2 separate regions of the Homo sapiens genome follow, and region 1 is linked to region 2. A link is a loop called in an ENCODE intact Hi-C map of the cell type or tissue named here. Cell type or tissue: B cell. All regions are shown on one strand. Links, peaks and the distances in the headings refer to the core of each region. The heading gives the core; the rest is flanking DNA.

Region 1 (6,318 bases), core at 1,527-4,026, 180 kb before region 2:
TCCACCACACAGGTGCAGTGGTTTGCAGATTGTCATCAATCTTCACCTTCACTTAAAAGTCACGTTGACTCTCTACAGCACCAAGCTGCCATAAGCATTCTTTTTCTACAGGCAGGTACGTAGGTATTAATCCTAATGTCACACTAACCCATTTGAAAAACTTGCAACTTCATTTACTTTCTCTAAGGTAGACAATAAGCTCAGAAATTGTCCTGAAAGCCAAGGATTTCCTGTGATGGGCTCACTGAAAAACATCTGACCTAAAGCTCACTCTGCACTTTGCCAAAAAGCAGAAACAACCATCTCCACATCACCAGTTCAGGGTCCCAGCCTGCTGAGCCTCCAAACCCAGCCCCATCCATATCTCTAACCTTTGCCAACCACTAGTCTATCCTTGCTTTCTAAAATTATGTCCTTTCAAAAATGTTACGTAAATAGGGCTGGGCACAGTGGTTTACACCTGTAATCCCAGCATTTTGGGAGGCCGAGGCAGGTGGATTACCTGGGGTCAGGAGTTTGAGACCAGCCTGGCCAACACAGTGTAACCTCATCTCTTAAAAAATACAAAAATTCAGCCAGGTGCGGTGACTCACGTCTGTAATCCCAGCACTTTTGGAGGCCAAGGCGGGTGGATCACTTGAGGTCAGGAGTTCGAGACCAGCCTGGCCAACATGGTGAAACCCTATCTTTATTAAAAATACAAAAATTAGCCAGGTGTGGTGGTGGGCCCCTGTAATCCCAGCTACTTGGGAGGCTGAGGCAGGAGAATTGTTGACTCCAGGAGGCGGAGGTTGCAGTGAGCTGCGATTGTGCCACTGCACTCCAGCCTGGGCAACAGAGGGAGACTCCATCTAAACAAACAAACAAGCAAAAAAAAAAAAAAAAAAAAAAAAATTAGCCAGGTGTGGTGGTGCATGCCTGTAGTCCCAGCTACTCAGGAGGCTGAGGTGGGAGAATCACTTGAGTCTGGGAGGCAGAGGTTGCAGTGAGCCAAGATTATGCCACTCCAGTCCAGCCTGGGCAACAGAGCAAGACTTTGTCTCAAAAACAAAAAACAAAAACAAACTATATATATATATAATCATATGCTATGTAACATTTTGGAATTGGCTTTTTTTCAATGTAGAATAACTCCCTGGAGATTCATCCAAATTGTGGTATAGGTTTTTGTTTTTATTATCTGAAGTCTATACATTTAAAAAAGTTTTTCTATTGAGTTTGTTTTATTATTAATGAAAATCTGTAACCAAGGTTATTGAAAGTAGGTGCCACTTCCTAGCTAGGAGACCTTGTGGATTACTTCATATCTCTGAGACTCCATCTCCTCACCTTTAGAATAGGCATAAAAATTAGGACTTTATATTATATTCCCCTTATTAATGGAGGCTAATTACAAAGATGCAATACCATGTCTTCTTTAGTCACAGAGTAACTCCAAGTCCTCATATTTCTGCGATTGGGATAAACAGCAGGTCTCATGCACTGTTTTGAGTGAAAAACATTAGATTCCATGATCTACTTTTTCTGAGACCACCTGTCATTCATATTGTCCTGCAGAAAGGATCTGATTGGGTTGGTTTGTCATTTCCAACATAGAGAACCTGTAATGGGCCCACACCAAACTCCTTGAAAGGTGTTTTCCTCTCTGTGGTTCTCTTGCAGAAGCACTAGGAGAATCTTTACACTTCTCTCTCTGGCCATCAGTCAGAACAAACTGAAGCCGGAGCTTGCCTTGGAGGTGATGCCCATGCGATAGAGGTGTTCTGGCTGAGGCTGATGACCACCTAGCAGATAGGGACTAAAAGCAGAAAAGCAGAGAGTTGAACTCATCCTCAGTTTAGTTCTCTGTAGACCAAGAACAGAAGTTATTTTATCAAACATAGTAAAAAATGAAAAGTCCCCGTTGAGTCAGTGCTCTCAGAAGAGGACTCTGGATTTGACAGGTACCTAGTACTTACTGGACCCGCATCAAAGACAGCTATTCCATAAGGTTGTTATAAGGAGAAAATTCAGTGGCCAGGACAACCTTCGGCCAACTCTAAAGCCCTATATGAAACACCAGTTATTTCACCAAGTCACCTGATGTAACATGAATTCAGTCTTCTCTATGCTTTTTGTGTATGAGCAACTGTAAAAAGAAATTTCTGGGGTGTGTTTGTGTGTGTGTGTGTGTGTGTGTGTGTGTGTTAAATAAGAGTGCCTGGTTTTTCATAACTAAGACTAAGAAAATGAAAAGTATATACAGTTGTCCTTCAGTATCTGAGGGAGATTGGTTCAGGATTCCCTCAGGTAGCAAAATCTATGGAAGCTGAAGTTCCTGATAATAAACGGGATAATATTTGCATTTACCCCATGCACATCCTCTCGTATACTTTCAATCATCTCTAGACTGCCTCTAATACCTAATACAATGTAAATGCTATGTAAATAGTTGTTATACTGTACTGCTTTAAAATTCGTTATTTTTTATTCTTATAGTGTTTTCTGTTTTGAGGGTTTTTTTGTTTTGTTTTTCTTTTCCAGATTTTTTTGTTTTGTTTTGTTTTGTTTTGAGACAGAGTTTTGCTCTTCTTGCCCAGGCTGGAGTGCAGTGGTGAGATCTCTGCTCACTGCAACCTCCGCCTCCTGGATTCAAGTGATTCTCCTGCCTCAGCCTCCCAAGTAGTAGCTGCGATTATAGGCATCTGCCAACATGCCTGGCTAATTTTTTGTATTTTTGCTAGAGACGGGGTTTTACCATGTTGGCCAGGCTGGTCTAGAACTCCTGAACTCAGGTGATCCACCCACCTTGGCCTCCCAAAGTGCTGGGATTACAGGCGTGAGCCACCGTGCCCAGCCCAGATATTTTTGATCCATGGCTGGTTGAATCTTCAGATGGGAGGACCAACTGTATGTATATATAGTATAAGTATTTGCTTGTGTTTCTGAAAGGAGACAGTAGAGTTCAGTACAGAGCTGGAAACTAGCGCCCCATGGTTCCTGTGAAATGTCTGTGTACAGGAACATACAGAATCAGATGATCGCTTCTGTGTTTGCTATGATAAGGGTTACACAGAGGCCATCAGGTAGGAGACGACACAGAGAGCACAGGTTGGAGCACAGGTGGGTCGCTAGGCATATCCAGGGTCCTGGGCTGATACAGTATCTAAAACAGAAAACATCCAGTGCTTACGGGGTACTGGCTCTTTCCTCAGACTCCACATTTGAGATGCAGAGGAACTAAAACTCCATCTTTGTGTATGTAGCAAGTTTTCCCCTTTCAGCTTTGAAAATGAAAGTTTGTTTTAGGTCAGGTTCAGCCTGGGGAAATGAGAAAATCACCCACTGGGATGAGCCCTTCCCCCTTCAACACTGTAAATAGCTTTTTCCACTTGGCGCGGTCTCCTCGCCACGGTAATAAGGAGCTCTTGCTGGCTGCTCCGACCCGTGCGACAGCCAGGCCTTCAGGAGGTCTGGTGTCCCTGCACTTTGTGGTCTCTGAGCAGTCCAGCTCTGCCTGCCATCAGTTTGGGCACTTGACATTTCAGGAAATCCTGAGCCCAGATTGCAGGCCCTCTTTTTCCGTGATGATACCCACTACATTGAAATGATGGATCTGTGATAGCAACAGGAGCGATGATATACATCTTTGTATATCCCTGCCCTCCCCAGACCCCAAGTCCTATATAAAAACTTCACTTCCTGGGCTTCCTTTACCCCACCCCAATATTTGCCATGTTTTCTTGTGTTTCATGATTTTTCTGTCAGCTCCTCTGAAATGTGAGGTCCTTCAAAGCAGGACTATGTTTTTTTTCGTGGTATCCCTTGCCCCTCGCAAAATGCCTAGGACATAATAGGTGTTCTATAAATGTTTGTTGAATGAATACAGAAAAACCAGAGCGCCACTATGGGTAGGTGAGTGGGATGGGGAAGGCCCTGAAATCCAGAGCACAGGGGGACCTGGGCATGTGTGTGTATGTGAGGGCTGAGTAGGGAGATTGTTGTGGACAGAATAATGGTCCGTAGAATAAAGGTCCACATTCTGATCCCTGGAACCTGAGAACACGTTATGTTAAATGCCAGAGGGAATTCTGGTTGCAGATGGAATGAAGGTTGCTCATCCCGATTGTAAGGTCGAGAGATTACTATGGATTACCCAGGTGGGTCAGGGTAATCACAGGGTTCTTACAAGTGGGAAGCAGGAGAGTCGGAGAAGATGTGATGACAGAAGCACAGGCTGGAGTGAAGTGGCCTCGAGCCACAGAAGGCAGGTGGCCTCTAGACGATAGAAAGGTCAAGGAACAGATTCTTTCCAGAGCCTCCAGAAGGAAAGCATCTGTGCTAGCACCTTGATGTTAGCCCTTTGAGGCCCAATTTCAGACTTCTTTTTTTTTTTTTTGGAGACAGGGTCTTGCTCTAGTTGCCCAGGCTGGAGTGTGGTGGGGCAATCTTGGCTCACTACAACCTCCACCTCCTAATTTCAAGGGATTCTCCTGCCTCAGCCTCCCGAGTAGCTGGGATTATAGGTGCCCACCACCATGTCTGGCTAATTTTTATATTTTTTGTAGAGACAGGGTTTTGCCATGTTGGCCAGGCTGGTCTTGAACTCCTGACCTCAGGTGATCCACCCGCTGCAGCCTCCCAAAGTGCTGGGATTACAGGTGTAAGCCACTGTGCCTCTTCGCATTTCAGACTTTTGACCTTAAAAACAACTTGTGTTGTTTTTAAGACACTAAGTTTGTGGTAGTTTCTTACAGCAGCTATTGGAAACTAATACAGAGGCTAAGCCTAGGGGAATGGGGGGAATCCTCAGGAAGGAACCAAATAGAACACATAACCCTGGAAAAGGCAATGGCTGTGTCGGAGAAGCTCAGTCAGCATCCAAAAATACCTTTCCTGCTGAATCACCCTAGATCAAAAGTCATTGACAGTAAGATCACCACTGGTACGCAGCTCAATGTGTGTTGCCTTTAGTGTCCCCAAATAGTGTGAATACCTCTAATAATTTGAGAGAAGCCATAGTAGAATATAGTGTAAAAGAGTCAGTCAAACCTGGGTTTGAGTTTCTTTCTGCCACCTATTGACTGTAGTAGCTTACAAATGATGTAACCTCTCGAAGCCACAGTTTACTTATCTGTAAACTGAAGATAAATCTGTTTCTTAACTAGAAAGATGGTGGTGAGGACTAAATAACACATATAATGTATTTAACATAATGCCTGCCATATAGGAAACATTGGATAAGCATTATCTATTACTAAAAACATACATACTAGGAACTTTTATAACAAGGTTGTTTGAGTTATCTCTATACTCCACACTGACTCAATCATATCTAGAGTCTGTAGTGAGTTGTGGGAACAAAGAGAGCAACTGGCATGGTCAAAAGGATGTCTAGGTTGGCAGTGGTGGCACACCTGGCCCCCTTGCATTTTCATAGGACTTTTACTGTTCAAAACACTTTCCCATCTATTATCTCAAACTATCAGATGAGGTTAATATGTATGTGTGTGTGTACTGGCTGGGTGTGGCGGCTCAAGCCTGTAATCCCAGCATTTTGGGAGGCTGAGGCAGGAGGATTGCTTGAGGCCAGGAGTTTGAGACCAACCTAGGCAGCATAGCGAGATCCTGTCTCTACACAAACACACACAAACACACACACACACACACACACACAAGACTGGGTGCGGTGGCTCACGCCTGTAATCCCAGCACTTTGGGAGGCCAAGGTGGGCAGATCACTTGAGGCCAGGAGTTTGAGATCAGCGTGGCCAACATGGCAAAACCCGTCTCTACTAAAAGTACAAAAATTAGCTGGGTGTGGTGGTGGGCACCTGTAATCCCAGCTACTCAGGAGGCTGAGGCATGAGAATTGCTTGAACCTGGGAGGCGGAGGTTGCAGTGAGCCAAGATCATGCCAATGCACTCCAGCCTGGGTGACAGAGTGAGACCTTGTCTCAAAACAAACAAACAAAGATGTCTAAAGGAATGGGGAGGTTTGACATAAAAGTTATGTGAAATATTTTCATGACTGGCTACATAATTTGTGGGGCCCAGTGCAAACTGAAAAAGTGGGTCCCCTTCTTCAAAAAAGTATTAAGAATTTCAAAATGGAATGGCTGGGCATGGTGGCTCACGCCTGTAATTCTAGCACTTTGGGAGGCCGAGGCGGGCAGATCACCTGAGGTCGGGAGTTCCAGACCAGCCTGACCAACATGGGGAAGCCCCGTCTCTACTAAAAATGCAAAAATTAGCTGGGCGTGGTGGCACATGCCTGTAATCCCAGCTACTCAGCAAGCTGAGGCAGGAGAATTGCTTGACCCCGGGAGGCAGAGGTTG
Region 2 (2,500 bases), core at 1-2,500:
TTAACCTAGATCTCTGGTCTCCAGGGCTCATGCGACACAAAATATTTTCACTTGTGCAGATATATATTATTCAGTGTGTAGATTATTTCAAGCATGAAATTCGTGTCTTCTCTGGAAAATCCCGACTTGAGTACTGTTACAAAGTCAAGACGATTGGTGATAGGAGAAAGCTCATGTTCAGCTCAGTGGTAACTGGGAAGAGTATGTTATCTGTTTGTGTCAGAGCATGTGTAGTAGTCTGGAAGTGAGGAGACCTGAATGTAGATGCATGTCTAGTGAGCAGTGATTTCCCTTTCTGAGTTTCCGTGCACATTGCGTATTATATAGTTTAGACAGTGTGCTCATTAAGGTCTCTTCCAGATATGAAAGCCCAGGATTCCCTGATACAACCCAGTTCTTTGGTCCTAACCCTGCAGGTGCCAACTCCCCCAATCCTGCAAGTCCAGAAGAGCTGGCTTTCTCTTCCTTGGACCTAGGCCCTGCATAGGTTTCCCAGCAGCACTGACCTTTTACCAATAGAAAATGAAGAAAGCAACTTAACCCTGTCCCTTTTATGTATCTTATCAGGTTGTTTCTGTTGAAAAGGAAAAAAATAAACTGAAGCGGAAAAAACTGGAAAATAAACACAAGAAGGATGAGGAGAAAAACAAGATCCGGGAAGAGTGGAACAATTTTTCTTACTTCCCTGAAATCACTCACATTGTAATAAAGGAGTCTGTGGTCAGCATTAACAAGCAGGACAACAAGAAAATGGTAAGTTTGTCCCAGAAGCTCTTAAGTCTGGATCTGGTGATGAGAGGGAGAATTGCTGAGTTCCGTTCTGCAGCACATGATTTTCAGAGTTCCTGTCCTAAAGAGAAAACAGGATTTTCTTATTGAAGCCAAAAAGTTCCTATTACCAAGGCATTCTCAGTGTTTTAAAGTTACACCGATACATTCCAGTGCCTTTCTTTGGTCTCAGAAATGTGAATCTGCCTTAGGATTTGCTTCCCTCCCAAATACACCTCAGCATCAATATTTAATTCACAAAGCTAGTGGATTTGAAGGAAAAGAAAACCAGCGAATGTCAGTGTTTCCTCCCAAGGGTTCTGGCACGGCCTCTCTGCTGAGCTGAAGTGCAAAGCAGGAAGCCCCACGTTGCCCTCAGGCGAGCCTCGGCCACAGTGGCAGTCATCGATATGGTGTCAGGCACACCCCAGTGACTCTCGGACAGAGGAAAGGGTGTTTAATCTCACTTCCTCTTTTTTGGTATCACTTGAGGACATAATCTAAACAAGCAGGAAGTGGGAACTCTGCCAAAATAAACCTGTTTGTGTCAGGGGAAGTCACAGCCAACAACATGCAGAGAGAGCGGCTGGTGAGACAGCTAGCACTCTTAAGGTGAGTGGAGCCAACACCAGGAAAGGCCACATTCTGCCAAAATGTGGCAGATACTGTGTCACAATGATAACGCTCAGTGCTGAGGAAGAGCCTGGTGATACGGTTTAGGGCAGACAGTCACTCTCTTGTATTCAGAATAACTTGTCTTTCTGATATAACCTTTTGGAAAACAGTTTGGTAACCTGTTAAAAGCCTTGAAAATATTTATATATCCCTCTGTTCAGGAATCTAGAGAATGAATCTATCTTCCAGAAACAATGTGAGAGGCAGGTTATGGTTTATGAATAAGAATATTCATTCCAGTAGTAATTAAAGTGTCAAAATTCTGAAAATAACTTAAATATACAATAATAGGAGAATAGGAAAATAAATCACAATTTGCCTGAGAAGCAGAATATTAGAAAATCAGGTTGCTGAATTTTTTAATGACCTGGAAAAAAGGTCAGGGGAAAAAGCAGGATATAAAACTTTACCTATAGAATGGGACCAGTTTTGTTCAAAATATCAATAGGTATGCATGTATATACACATGCTCTTAGAAAAATAAATATTAACAGCTACTTATTTATGGTGGCATTATGAGTGGTTTTAATTTTCTTATTCTCCCCTCCTTTTTTTTTAAACAAAAAACTTACATTAATTTTATTAGAAAAATATAGTAAAAACAAAGTGAAGAGGGAGAAGTAGAAGAGCTCAGATGGATGTTAATGGAAAGATGCGAAATGGAGGGAGAAAAGAAGAAGTGCTGTTGATGGAGCACATCCTGGATATCAGGCCCCGTGTTATATGCTGCATCCTGGATATTAGGCCCCGTGTCATATGCTGCATCCTGGATATTAGGCCCCGTGTCATATGCTGCATCCTGGATATTAGGCCCCGTGTCATATGCTGCATCCTGGATTTTAGGCCCCGTGTCATATGCTGCATCCTGGATATTAGGCCCCCTGTCATATGCTGCATCCTGGATATTAGGCCCCGTGTCATATGCTGCATCCTGGATATTAGGCCCCGTGTTATATGCTGCATCCTGGGTATTAGGCCCCGTGTTATATGCTGCATCGTGGGTATTAGGCCCTGTGTTATATGCTGCATCCTGGGTATTAGGCCCCCTGTTATATGC

Evidence for each region. Hi-C counts contacts between places; a loop is a spot of excess contacts. Peaks named below come from ENCODE experiments on the same cell type or tissue, not always from the same donor. Only the 100,000 strongest peaks of a DNase experiment are listed, where the experiment ranks them.
Region 1: it touches region 2 in a loop (11-fold over the local background); 11 of 110 quality-filtered maps call a loop at or near these places.

Annotation. Positions count from the first base shown.
Region 1 is chr1:65,038,277-65,044,594 of GRCh38, reverse strand. It overlaps a transcript of JAK1 not described here. Among named protein-coding and RNA genes, the nearest start is that of MIR3671, 16 kb to the left of the region's middle. In B cell, for the core only: a CTCF peak has its summit at 2,909; a DNase peak (open chromatin) is centred at 2,974; H3K4me3 peaks cover 681 bases; H3K27ac peaks cover 1,369 bases.
Region 2 is chr1:64,863,040-64,865,539 of GRCh38, reverse strand. JAK1 (Janus kinase 1) reads left to right here. Exons shown (of 25, transcript NM_002227.4): 8 at 568-753. Among named protein-coding and RNA genes, the nearest start is that of JAK1, 100 kb to the left of the region's middle. In B cell, for the core only: no CTCF peak of the experiment used is centred there; DNase peaks (open chromatin) are centred at 277 and 1,259; H3K4me3 peaks cover 1,122 bases; H3K27ac peaks cover 1,888 bases.